Regions from separate parts of the Homo sapiens genome. Here regions 1 and 3 are each linked to region 2. A link is a contact called in ENCODE Hi-C data. All regions are on one chromosome and are shown on one strand. The core of a region is the stretch at or near the end of the contact, and the rest is flanking DNA. Distances in the headings are between cores, read along the strand shown. Region 1 has its middle 8.5 kb from the start of RIPPLY1. Region 2 holds the start of PSMD10 (proteasome 26S subunit, non-ATPase 10). Region 3 holds the start of TMEM164 (transmembrane protein 164).

Region 1 (4,401 bases), core at 1,011-3,510, 1.2 Mb after region 2:
TTGTAATGATTAGGAGCATGGGCTTTGGAAGCAGATGAACATGGGTTCAAATGCCTTTTCTGCTGCATGCTGGCTCAAATCATAGGCCCACTCCCCTCAAGTGTCAAGGTCAGCTCTCTGCTCTTAACCCTTTCACTACAACCTCTATAGTTTTTTGTTTGTTTGTTTTTTGAGACAGGGTCTCACTCTGTTGCCCAGACTGGAGTGCAGTGGCACTTGGCTCACTGCAACCTCCGCCTCCCAGGCTCAAGCAATTCTCCTGCCTTAGCCTCCCGAACAGCTGGAATTACAGGTGTGCACCACGACGCCCAGTTAATTTTTGTATTTTTAGTAGAGATGGGGTTTCATTATGTTGGCCAGGCAGGTCTTGAACTCCTGACTGTAGTTCTTTATTGTGTCACACCTCTTCCCCACACAGCACATGCTCATTAAAATAGTCGCCTATTCTCCTTTGCCTCAGCACGGAAAGCCCTCTGCCTACCCAGTGGGTGTTACAAACCCTCACCTCTCACCCCCTCCTCAAAACTGTGCCTGTGTGACCCATCTAGTGGGTAGATACATTGTCTCCTTTCCTCCCCACTTCCCTTTTGCCAAATGGTGGCCAATCCCCATCCCAAATAAGGTTGTTAGCAGACCTGAATCCACTGTTTTGGCCTATCAGGAACATGGTGTTGGTTCCTGTGTTTTTGGTTTATCCCCTGGCTGGCAAGGCTCGTGACAACCTCCATGGAAACACAGAAACCCAGATACAGAAAGCCAACAAGGAATGACTGCTCTGACAGCGGGTGCCACAGCACTTGCTACTGACGTTACACCCATCATCTTGTGTGGTACTTGTAATCACAACAGTCCTAGAGATAGGTCTTATTATTATCCCCACTTATTAATGAGAAAACTAAGAGTTAGCTGGGTTTCTGTGCCTGGGTTTGTGTGCCTGCATGGAAGATGCTACAAGCCTTGTCAGCAGTGATTAAGTAAAAAATACAGGAACCAACACCAGGCCATGACAAGTAAAACAGTGAAGTCAGGTCACCAGTTTACAACAGGAGACTGGAGAAGAGAGGAGATGAACTGTCTGTCCACTAGAGAGCCATAAAGTCACAGTGCGGGGTGGCAGGGGGGCGGGGGAGTAGGAGGTGGTGACACCCACAGGTGTGGGAGTGGGGCTTTCCCTGTCCAGAGAAGACTAGACAATAGGATACCTAGGAGGATAAGAGTTAGAACAGCTGATAATTCTGGAATTCTTGTTATGAACCTTACATGGATTAACTCCTTTAATACAACAACTTTGAAGGATAGGTACAGTTGGGAAAACTGAGGCTTAGAGTGGTTTTTAAAACTTGCCCCAAATCACACAGTTGGTAAATTGTGGCACCTTCTAAGCGTCAGGCTTTTTACACATTTTACCTCATTGAATCCTTATGGCAACCCTAAAACTCAAGCACTATTATTTTCCTTGTTTTATGGATGAGGAAACTGAGGTTCAGAGAGGTTAAGGAATCTTAAGGTCACGTAATTAATAAATGACCGATCCAAGATTTGAGAGATGACAGCAATTGCTCCAGGTTACATTAATGGTAAGTGGCAGAACTAGAGTTCAGGGCTGCCTGACACCAGAGCCCTGTGCTTTCAGGAGGTGGAATCAACAGGGTTTGCTGAAGGATTAAATCTGTGGGAGGGCAAGGGAGAAAAGATTTAAGTTCTGGCTGCAGGGAAGTGAGTCAGAGGATATGAAGAACTCTGGGCCAGGGGCCAGGAAACACTGAGGGCCTCTGAAAGGTGTCACTGAGGGAGGAATGTTTGGGGACCTCCTGCCCGGCAGTGGCAGGCTCTCACAGCACCTGGGCTGTGGGCACAGGGCTACCAGGGGTGAGAGGGGGATGAGGGAATTCTGTTCCTGCCCCTCGGTGCTGTGCTGCCTCAGAGTGGAATGGGCCCTGGCTGGGCATGTCTCACTCTGGCTGAAAAGTGGGAGGAACTACCAATTGCTGAGCTCTCCCGTTCTATCCCAGGCACTGTGCTTGGCACCACACACACTTTATCCTGAACTGGGTGGTGGTGGTGGTGGGGCATCCTAATGTTTACAGATAAGAAACTGGGACTCAGAGAAGTGAAGTGACCTGTTAGTAGCACAGGCAATGAGTGGGAAGCTGGGGTAGAACAGGACAGTGCGACTACAGAGTCCTGGCTCTTAACTACTAGGCTCCTCCTTCCCTCCTCCTTATTCCCCCAGAGAAGCCCTGAAAGTCCCTTAGGGCAGGCAGCTCACCCTGGCCTCCTGCAGCCTACGGGGAAAGAAGTGTGTAAACTGTCACAAAAAGGCATTGCTATCCCCATCACTGGGGACACCTTGAGGCCTGGGACCAAGTGTGAATTAAAAGAGGTTGAGGGAGAGACCAGGAACCAGCTGGAGTCAGGCTCTGGGTTTTTCTAGAAGTCTTCCATCCAAGGGAGAGAACAGCGGCCTCCAAGTCCCTAGCGATTCAATTCGTTTTCGCTAACAGCAAGACAGGCAGCCCCCTCTAGTGGCTGAGCTCTAAACCTACAGCACAAAGCCCAGGATGAGCAGGGCTCATCCATCCAGAGGATTCTATGGCCAGCACTGTTTTGTACCTGGTGGTTATAGGGACAGACTCTGGATTTAAACCAAACCTGGGTTCAAATACTGGCTCGACTCCTTGTTAGCTAAGTGACCATGAGAAAATGTCTCTAAGCCTTAGTTTCTTCATGTATAAAATAGGAATGATAATAATACCATTTTAACAGGGTTAATGTAAGAATTAAATGAGACAGCATATGTAAGGGGCTGGCAGAGTACTTGGCACATTACAGATGTGATAGAGACATGCACATATATTTATATATACATGTACACACACTACTATACATTGTGCATAGGTGTATATATGAATGTATACACATCTAATAATTGTTCTTTTTTGACACATGCTATCATAATAGTCGTCACCACTTTGACTTCCCTTGCCTTTCCCATCTGATATGGTTTGGCTGTGTCCCCCCTGCCCCCAATCTCAAGTTGAATTGTGGTTCCCATAATCCCCACATGTCATCGGGAGGGACCTGGTGGGAGGTAACTGAATCATGGGGGCGGTTACCTCATGCTGCTGTTCTCATGATAGTGAGTTCTCAGAAGAGCTAATGGTTTTATTAGGGGCTTTTCCCCAATTTGCTTGGCAGTTATCCTTGCTGCTGCCATGTGAACAAAGACTTGTTTGCTTCTCCTTCCATCATGATCCTAAGTTTCCTGAGGCCTCCCCATCCCTGGGGAACTGTGAGTCAATTAAACCTCTTTCCTATAAATTACCCAGTCTTGGGTATGTCTCTATTAGCAGCATGAGAACAGACTAATACACTATCTATCTAGCTCTACTAAACCCTGGTGCCCCAATTACTGTCAACACACTCCCCTGAAGCTTATGGGAAAGACATGGGCTAAGATACTTGCTTTTCTCCATGCACACTTTCAAGAATCTTGGACTGCACATCTTTGTCCTTCAATATTCTGGGAATGTTAATAAGCTTGCTTTACACAGGTGCTACGCTCTTTCTGTGTTTCAAAGCAACTTTACCTCCGTGATCTCATTTGAATCTCTTAATACTCCCAGTACTCTCATTTTTTTTCATTTTGTTTTAGATACGGGGCCTCACTGTCACCCAGGCTGGAGAGTAGTGGCTCAATCATAGCTCACTGCAGCCTCAAACTCGTGGGTTCAAACAATACTTCCACCTCAGCCTCCTGAGTAACTAGGACTGCAGGCGTGTGCCATCATGCTCTGCTGTTTTTTTTTTTTTTTAAATAGAGACAGTGGTCTCATTTTGTTGTCCAAGCTGGTCTTGAACTCCTGGGCTCAAGCAATCCTTCTACTTCAGCCTTCCAAATTGGATTACAGGCATGAGCCACTGTACCCGGTAACATTTTTAAATGAGGATATTGAAGATGATGACATGGGAAATGACTTGCTCAAGGTTGCATAGCAAGTCAGTGCAGGAGTCAGAACTAACCTCCAGAATCTCGATGTTGAGTCCAGTGCTTTCTACCAACCCTTGCAATCGTCCAGGGCCTTAAGCTCTGACTAAATATGAAGCACTTGTAATCCAGGACAGAACTTACTTTTGAAGGCCACACCACTACACTTTGACACCAATCTCCTGCTTCTACTGAGGCCAAGGTTGTATCTCCAGGAAACTATCAAACTATGATTCTTTACCTATAAGAAGTGGTGCCATGTTGCCAGGACTGGTGACCCAAGACAGCTACATCTCCGAAACATGCAAAGAATACAATTAAATGTTAGATGATGGGTTTGCAGAGAGGTGAACATTATCTTTTCAGCCAAGCTGCATGCACTGCTAAAGAATTAGCTGCTGTCCTGTACTCAC
Region 2 (4,441 bases), core at 391-2,890:
GAGGGATCAAAAAGTTCTAAAACTGATTTATGGTGATGGTTGCCCCACTTCAGTAAAGTTACCAAAAATCATTTAATTATGCACTTGAAATCAGTGAATTTTATGATATGTAAAATGTGCCTCATTTTGAGTGAGTGTTATACAGGAACTCTACTAACCTTGCAACTTTTCTATAAATCTACAACTATTCTGAAATTTTTGAAAAATTAAATAAAAATAAAAATAAAAAAGTATATGTTTATGAATTGATATCAGTATTTGGCAGTACCTATCTATGTAAAATGACATTTTCAAAGATTAAATAGGTAAAAATTTCCTAACAGATCAGCATTAACAGATGAACACTTAAAATCAATTTTGACAATAGGGAACACTAATTCTGAGCCCCAATTAAGCAAAATATTATCCCCTAAAAAGAATTCTATTCTTCTCATTGGTAGTCTTCCTGTATTACAAAAAAAGTACTCAATTACTATTATATTTTGAATTTCATCAATAAAAATTTGTTGAAATTTGTTTTCTCTTTTGTCATAAAAGTACCAACAAAATATTCTTGATTTTGCCTTTTGGCCTACAAAGCCTAAAATATTTACTATCTGGCTCTTTACAGAAAGTTTCCCAACTCCTGTTCTACACTATAACAGGATAAACATAAACATCATGAGTCTCTTTCTTGAATGTATTCTTATCGTTACCTAGTTGTGGCATAATGTCCTCTGGATATGCCCTATAAAGGATCAGTCTTGCATTGCTTCTGCTATGGCACTATTTGGGATTTCTATAAAAAGAAACACTATTAGCTTAATAGTTGTAGCAAAGCCTTGACAACATAGTTAATATCGTGATATTAAAATGCCAACACCACAGCCCGGTATCCTTAAGATGACCCTCATCAAGCTGTGATGTCACCAGGCTATGGACTCACCGAGGTCTCTTAGATATCAGGTGGCTCCCACGGCATCACACCCTGCCTTTGGCATCACCCTGGCACATCACCTCAGTACGGTGCCATATGCTATCACTGCTGTGGTAGAACCCTGTCCTGATGCCACACCGCCGAGATGTCAGAGTAATTAACCCCCACTTCTTTCCACTCCCTAGGCGGTGGCAGGGAGGGGGAGGGTAGCCACAGTCACCGGTTCGAGCTCAGTAGGTAGTACTCAGCTCCAACCCTTGTCCCTTCCGCCTGCCACTGCAGGTCAGGAACCCCGGGGGACAGGACCTTTAGGCTCTCATAACTCTTGCCCTGCCCCCGAACCTGTTTCATATGGCCGACTCAACGACCCGCCAGCGACTACCCACCCCGGCTCTTTCACACGGTTCCACTCAAAGCCGCTCCCCGTACCTGACTCCATTCTCCAGCTGTCATCCTGGGCCAATTCCACCGGCAACTTGACTACGGACGGACGGTCGCTAGGATCCCTGGGACTTGTAGTTCTGCACTGCTAGGGGCCAAGTCTGTGAGGGCAGCAAAGGCGCCTCCCTGCCCGGAACTGCTCTCAAACTGCAACTCCCAGAGGCGCCGCGCGACGGGAAAAGAAAAGGGAACGAGGAAGGCCGGTGATTGGTGAAGCTCTAACGGCTGTTTTGACTGGCGTAGCCGGAGCCGGCGACGTGAGGCGGGCGTTGCTCGCGCGACAAGTAGTTGCTGGGACAGCGAAATGGAGGGGTGTGTGTCTAACCTAATGGTCTGCAACCTGGCCTACAGCGGGAAGCTGGAAGAGTTGAAGGAGAGTATTCTGGCCGATAAATCCCTGGCTACTAGAACTGACCAGGTAAAGCAACGCTAGGTCTCTCCGCAGTCGGCGACGTCGGCGAAGCCCTACGTGGCTTTCGGGGCCCGGCCCTAGCGGAGGCCCCGTTTCTGAGAGAAGCAGAACCCCGCCCCCGCCGCCCCAAGCAGTCCCCCTGGGTCACCTCGGGACTCGCGATAGGCCTGCGGGAGCTAGCCCCACAGACCTCAGATATTTTCCCGTTGGCCCGGAGCTCCGCTCCCTGATTTTTGGATAGTTCTAGAACGTCTACCGCATTTCTCAGAAACTCCCAATCAGTGAAAAGGAAGGCTTTTTATATGGATTTATTTACCTTTACTAGTAACTGTATTCAGTAACGCATGTGAAATTGAACGCCCCTTCCGTGCCAGGCAGTTTGCTAGGAGCTGGGGATACGGTGGAGTGGAAGATGCAGACAATAAAATAAGCACAAAAACATGTCCGATTACAAATTGTGGTAAATACTCGGCAGAGAAGTTTACATGGTGCTTTCAGAACACGTTAATAGGAGGATCTGATGCTGAATATGACTGTCGTTAATTGGAAAAGTTTTTGCAAAGAAGGGAAGGTTAGTTAGACTTTGAAGCATGAGTGGGATTTCCATGGGGGAATGAGTGGACATTCTAAGCAGAGGTAGACAGAAGTTTAGAAGTGTTTCTTTCTGCCCTCCTGCTCACAGGACTCTCGTGCTTTCATCCTCAGTTTCTAGGATTCATGGTGCCTTTAGTAAGCCCACAAATATTTATAGATGGCCTTGTGTTTCGCAGACAGTGTCGTAAGCACTAGTGAGACTGTCCCATACTTACAGATCTCCATTTTGTGTCTTTTGGGAGAGAATTAGAAATCAAGAGACTGTTTTCTCTTTTCTGGAACTTTCCTTTATTACTCAACCTGAAAATGGCCTTATCTTTACCTGGTTTACTTCATTATGGTCTGGTGATATTTAAGGATTTAAATTTAAATGTAATACTTTATATTAAGATTTAATACTCCATTGGAAATTTAACCATTCTTCAGTCAAGTCAGTGGCTTAAAAAGGGAAAGGAACTATTCAGCATCAAGAGACGTAAAAAACATGAAGAAATGCAATTTATGGATCTCGTCTGGTTCCTGATTTAAACAAACCAACTGCAAAAAGACATTTGGGAGACAGTTGGGGGCAATCTGAATACAGACCGGATATTAGACATTCTAAAGGAGTTAGTGTTAATTTTAGTAAGTGTAATAATGGTCTCATAGTTATATAAGAAATACCTTTATTTTTTACATACTGAAAGAGAAGGGTGAAAAGTCATGATATTTAGGATTTGTTTTTGGAAAGCTCAGCAAGGAAAAAACTAGTTAAAGCAAATAGGGCAAGATGTTTGTTGTTAAATCTAAGCAGTAGGCCTGTGGGTTTCTATTCTATTCCCTCTATTTTTGTGTTTGAAATTTTTTTGTAATAGAGTTTAAAATACCATTTTCTATTCTGTGGGGCTAAGAAGTATAGCAGTCACTGCAAATAGGGATTCCCTTTGACAAATAATGACTACTATAGCTTTTTTAATTTTTATTTATTTTTATTTATTTATTTTTTGAAACAGAGTTTCGCTCTTGTTGCCCAGGCTGGAGTGCAGTGGTGCCGTATCACCTCACTGCAACCTCTGCCTCCCGGGTTCAAGCGATTCCCCTGCCTCAGCCTCCCAAGTAGCTGGGATTACAGGCGCCTGCCACCACGCCTGGCTAACTTTTGTATTTTTAGTAGAGACGGAGTTTCACCATGTTGCCAGGCTGGTCTAGAACTCCTGACCTCGGGTGATCTGCCCACCTCAGCCTCCCAAAGTGCTGGGATTATAGGCGTGAACCACCGCACCCGGCCATAGCTTATTATTTTTTATAAAAAGTAATTTTCTTGTTTTCTGTGTGTTGTGTTTTCTAAATTATATTTCTAATTTATTTATGATTTTAAATTCTAGATAATTTCAACTAGTTTAATGAACATTTCTTCCCCCATTAGATTCATGTGTTCCTTCTACAGCATCTAACTTGAGGTCAGTGTGGTAGTAGAGATTTCAGAGTCAGAACTTCACTGACAGTTGTGCCCCAACTTCACCATTTAGTATCCATATGACCGTCCACAAGTTGCTTACCCTGAGGAGTTTTAGTTTCCTCATCTGAAAAATGGAGATAATAAGCACTGTGTAGAATGGTAGGAATTAAATGATACTATACATGTAAAACTCCCAGCACAGTGCCTGACATAAAAGTACGTAAATAATGTAATAGTAAAACAACCAAAGATGTATTTCTGTCAAAGCATTGAAATCAGTTTCTTGCTCTACTACTTTCCTTGTCGTATTCTGCCCAGAATTACGTATGTTCATCAATGTCATTCTCCCCATGTTACTTAAACCTTCATCTGTCTTATACCAGTAAGTAATATAGTTTAAGGTTACCTACCTGAGGATCCAGTGCTCTGCATTTCGTATTTTCAAACTATAGATTTGCCAGCACCAGTATTTTTTTTCTTGCTTTTTTGCCTTCTATTTCAAGAATGTTTCTATTACTGCTTCTCTGTAGGACAGCAGAACTGCATTGCACTGGGCATGCTCAGCTGGACATACAGAAATTGTTGAATTTTTGTTGCAACTTGGAGTGCCAGTGAATGATAAAGACGATGTGAGTACTTT
Region 3 (4,532 bases), core at 1,705-4,204, 1.9 Mb before region 2:
TACTTTCTCCAAAGTCATACAATGAATTAATGCTAGCACTAGGTCTCCAGAGTCTTCTGAGAGCCTCTAAAAATCTTGCTTCTAAAAACCATGGTGTTGCCAGTCTTGACGTCATCACATCAGCCGCAGCTCCAGTCAGGCTGAATTTAGTCCTTTGTCGACCTTCTAGATATGTGATTGCCAGAGGCCTCAAGACCACTTTGTAGAAGATGCACCCTTTGACCCTCACCACCTGCCATCCTAAAAAAGCACTCCTGTCCCGACAGCCTCACACAGCATCGGCTGAGATGCGTTGTTTCCTATCATTAACAAAAAGCCCATTCATAAAAAAAGAAAGAAAGAAGACTGGCTCAAATTTACACAGAAGGTCTAGCTGGGACAGCCCTGGACTTCCTGTGAATGGCATCACTTCCCAAGAAGCCCTCTCTTAAAAAATGCTGCCCACTCCAGCCCCGATGCTTACAGCCACCCAATCAAAAACAGCCACTTTATTCCAAAGTTATCCATACCTTCTTACCATATCTGCAAGAAGGGAAGGGGCTGGGGTCATTCACCACATCCAGAAGCCTGCAATCAAATGAGTTCCTAGGAACACAGTGCAAGCAAGTATCCAAGCCATGGGTAGACAGTGTGGTGCTCATCTGCCTGAGTCTTCCCACAGGACTGCCCCACCACCCACTGCCACCCTCACTTTGGGGTTGACAGCTTGCAACCTCAAGGTGGATGAGTTTGCTTTCTAACCCAGGCACTAATTCATCTTCTGGCTGCAAGCAAATGACCTGCCATTCCTAAACCCCTCCAGGCCTGTAAAATGGAGATAATAATCTCAACCTCCTGCCCCAAGCTAGGCTGTCACAAGTCTCCAAAGAATAACCTTCTACAAACATAAAGGCAGTAAAGATGCTAATGACAGGTTTCAAAACTGCCCCTGAATAAAACACACCCGGTTTTCCACAGCCTGAAATCTAAAAAAGACTGATTGCTCTCCCAGTCTCCTCTTCCTCCTCCTCCATGATTTTATAGCTTTAGAACATCTCTCCACACAGGCTGAATACAGACAGTCTCACTCTTGGTCCTCACCCAGATTATTTTTATGTATCTGGCAACTTGCCTTTTCAATCCCATTTGTTTTCCTTAGCACCGCTAATGGGTGGAAGTCGATGAGGTAAAGAAATCAGCTTCCTAAGCACCCTTGGACTATGACCATAGGAGACAGAATGACAGTAATAGGATGGAGAGGTTTGCAAAAAAAGAAATACCCTCTCACCATAGTGATCACCAGCCCAAAGTACACATGTCAGCCTGGGGACCTGCTTCAGAACTCATTTAGTAGGAGCTTGGTGCTGCTCCAATGCCTCAAAATGCAAAGGCAGACCTCACTCTAAGAGCATACACTCCCAAATGAAAGAGTCATTAAGAGAAACCTGTAAAAGTATTTCCCCAAAGTACCACAGTGTAGATGAGAAAGTTTATGCGACCACCTCCAGGAAAGAGTGTCACCAGGCCCCTGGGAAATTAACTACCACAGAAGGCAAGGGAGCTGGGTCATGGTCCACTGATGTGATTCAGAAAGGGCACCTGGCTGGGGCTGGAATTCCTGCTTGTGAAAGCCCAGGGCACGGCAGGGTTGGGCTGGGCTGGAAGGGAGGGGCAGCCAGGGTGAGTGCCAGTCGTTCCTAGGGTTCAGGCACAAGGTTCCTCACCTCCACTGTGGGGCTGACGCACTGTGCAAAGGTGAAAGAAAGCCAAACCTGAAATCGGCACAAAGGCAGCCACTCGTTGGAAAATCATTTTTAAAGGTCCCCCTGCCCGCCGGGATGAGGTGCTGTACACTATGGAGTGTCCTGAGCACATAAATGACTCTTATCACTTAGGATGCCCAGGAAAAAGTCAACAGACTCACATGCATCATGGTGACCAGGTGACAGGGGTTGAGCAGGTAGATGACGGTCTTGGTGGCGAACTTAAAGCCCACCTCCACCCCGAAGGTCAGGCACAGGGCTACTAAGAGCAGATTCTTGCTCAGGCTCTCCTTGCCTTCCTCTGGCCGCTGGGTCACCTGCTCTGGCTGGCTGCCAGGGCTACCCCTACCGTCCTCCTTCGTCTGCCTCAGGATGTGCCGCAGGGCCACCAGGATCTCCAACAGAGCCAGGGTCAGGACCACCACACTTTCCAGCAGCCGCTGCTGCCAAGAGAGGAAGGCAGCACAGTCGGGGCCCCCATTGCCTGCAAAACTGGGGTCCACGCCCCCATAGAGCCAGTCCAGGAGACTCTGGTAGCTATACCGGGACATGATGCAGTGGTTCCCCTTGACCACAGTACAGGAAGCAAGAGTGAGATGGAACACAAGCCCAGAGGGTTGCCCGGGTGGTGGACCATGTAAGGCGGGCACACCCCCACAACCCCCCTCCAGACACCAGGGCACCGAGAGTAGGGGAGGGGAAGCTACACGCAAGGCCCGGGGTAAAGTGCTGGCTCTAACTTGTCCCCACGGCTGTCTGGGGGAGCCCCCCGCGCTTCTCCAGTGGCCACCAACGAGGCAGGGTTGAAAGGAGCCGTTGGCCAATCTAAAAGGAAGGAGAGGAAAAAAAAAAAAAAGAGGTCTCAAAGAGGCAATTGCACCGGGAATTAGGAAGCGGGAGGGGTAACTAGCGAGGGAAGAAAACGGGAACGGGGCAGTGGCGAAGCAAGCAGGGGTCAGGGGAAGCCGGAGGCCGAAAGGGTCAGGGCGGGGGCCAAGGAGACCCGGCAGTGCTGCGGCAGCGAACCGGGAGCCAAAAGGGGTCAGAGCTAGGGGACACGCGGAGGCAAGGAGAGGAGCTAGCGGGGCCGAGCAGGCGGGGAGGGCGACGGGGATGGCAGGGACGCCGGACTCCTCGTCTCACGCACTCGCCACAGAGGGATCTCTTACTCCTGCAACCGCGTGGCCGTCTCTGCCCCCAGCTAGCAACTTCGCCGCCGACGGGCCCCTCCAGCCAATTTAGAGCCGTCCTTGTCCAGCCTCCCGCCCCCGGGTACACCCCCGAACCCCCAGCTCCACCCTCCGGCCCTAGACGCCCGCCCTCCGGGCAGCACCACCCCCAGCCCGCGGCCCGCCCGGGACCTGCCCCCCTCGCGCAGGCAGCGGAGGGAGGAAGCCAGAGGGAAGGCGGGAGGCCGGGCCAGCCGGGGGCTGGACTAAAGCCGGCCCCTGGACTAAAGCCGGCCCCCCTCCCTCCTCCCCGGCGCCGCAACCTCCCGCGCCTCCCGCCCAGCCCCGGGGACCGGCCGCCGCGCCCCTCGGGGCTTCACTCACCGGCAGCTCGGCCCGCGGCCCCGGATCGGGCTACTGCTCCGCTCCCGCGCTCTCCGCGCCGGGCGCTCGGTTCCCCTGGCGGCCGCCGCCGCGGCGCACGGCTCCTCCTCCCCGTCTTCCTCCCCCTGCAGCAGCCGCGCTCGCTTCCTCCTTCTTCCCCTCCCTCTCTCCTCCCCCTCCCCGCTGCCACCGCCACTGCCTCCCTCCTCCCGTCCAGTTCAGCTCTCGCCCCACCACACGCCCTCGGGCCACGACTACTCCTCCTCGCCTCCTTCCCTTTTCTGCCTCTGGCACTCCCCTCACCCGTCCACCATTCACACCTCCCACCCTCCGCGGCTTCGGCTCTCCCTCCTCCTCCTCCCTCCTCCTCCCTCCTCCGGCTCAGGCTCCGCCTCCTTCCGCCTCCTCCCTGGCCTGCCTCGTCTTCTGCACTCGGAGCCTGCACGCGTGCACAGCCACCCTCCTTCACAACCGTGTACAGAATTCGCCCCCTCGGTGAAGCCCTGTTGACTGGCTCCGCCTCCCGCGACCTGGTTCTCCAGGGCACTTCTTTCTATACTGCACACATAGTAGGCACTTAGCTGGCCCGCACTAACTTCTTGTGGGGGAATAAGCCTTTCTAGTAATGAGCAGCTTGGCTTCGGGGTGTGTGCTGGGTATGGCCGGCTCCTCTTCGCGATTCCTCCTTTCTGCCACGACTCATGCAAGGCCAGAAAGGCATCTTCTCTCCCCTTTCTAGCCACAGCCCCACTCCACACTTCAGTGCCTAGGACAGGAGCTTCATTTCCCTGCTCCTCCCCCTCCTGCTCTGATCCACTATTTTCTCTCTACCTCTTGCCACACAGACCACCCCTGCCACACCCTCTCCCTCTCCCACTTCTCTCCTTTCTCCTGACAGGCCTTCAATGGTAGGCCAGTGGGAGGAAGGGAGGCTTCCCGTGACCTCTTTCCCTCCCCCTCTTCCCCCCTTCCCCCTCCCCAGAGCAGTTGCTTCCTAACCTATGCGTGGAAAAGCCAGCCAGGACTATATGAGTGTGGAGGAGCAGCACTAAGCCCAAAACCTGGATAAGGGCAACTGACGGAAATAAAATCCCCTCTTCCTACCTGCTGCTTTTTACCGATCGGCTATTTGCTTTTCTTGAGACAAGGGTCAGTAAAAGGACCTTCTCAGGACCTTCCTCATGTTTATTTAATATTTATTGAAGACTCACGATGAGTTAGAAGAATATCCAGAAAA

Evidence for each region. Hi-C counts contacts between places; a loop is a spot of excess contacts on that map. Pooled maps may share reads with other maps.
Region 1: a loop to region 2 is called in a pooled map, with 5 times the contacts of the local background. The contact joins the enhancer-like site here to the promoter of PSMD10 in region 2. A Hi-C loop is called at or near these places in 3 of 50 pooled maps.
Region 3: a loop to region 2 is called in a map of B cell, with 19 times the contacts of the local background. The contact joins the promoter of TMEM164 here to the promoter of PSMD10 in region 2. A Hi-C loop is called at or near these places in 1 of 168 maps with a recorded cell type or tissue (B cell), 2 of 37 single-sample maps with no recorded cell type and 9 of 50 pooled maps.

Annotation. Positions count from the first base shown.
Region 1 is chrX:106,892,655-106,897,055 of GRCh38, reverse strand. No RefSeq gene overlaps it. Among named protein-coding and RNA genes, the nearest start is that of RIPPLY1, 8.5 kb to the left of the region's middle. RefSeq lists an enhancer at 1,877-2,401. Within about 2 kb of position 2,260, at least 5 of the 41 ENCODE cell types and tissues checked have a DNase peak (open chromatin) inside an H3K27ac peak, as active enhancers do.
Region 2 is chrX:108,088,741-108,093,181 of GRCh38, reverse strand. It overlaps PSMD10 (proteasome 26S subunit, non-ATPase 10), which reads left to right and starts at 1,640. Exons shown (of 5, transcript NM_002814.4): 1 at 1,640-1,775; 2 at 4,332-4,430. The coding sequence starts at 1,662. It overlaps ATG4A (autophagy related 4A cysteine peptidase), which reads right to left and starts at 1,404. Exons shown (of 13, transcript NM_052936.5): 1 at 1,346-1,404. The coding sequence starts at 1,355. RefSeq lists enhancers at 1,202-1,441, 1,492-1,891.
Region 3 is chrX:110,001,536-110,006,067 of GRCh38, reverse strand. It overlaps TMEM164 (transmembrane protein 164), which reads right to left and starts at 2,954. Exons shown (of 7, transcript NM_032227.4): 1 at 2,890-2,954; 2 at 1,904-2,567. The coding sequence starts at 2,293. RefSeq lists an enhancer at 2,092-2,747 and a silencer at 2,850-3,709.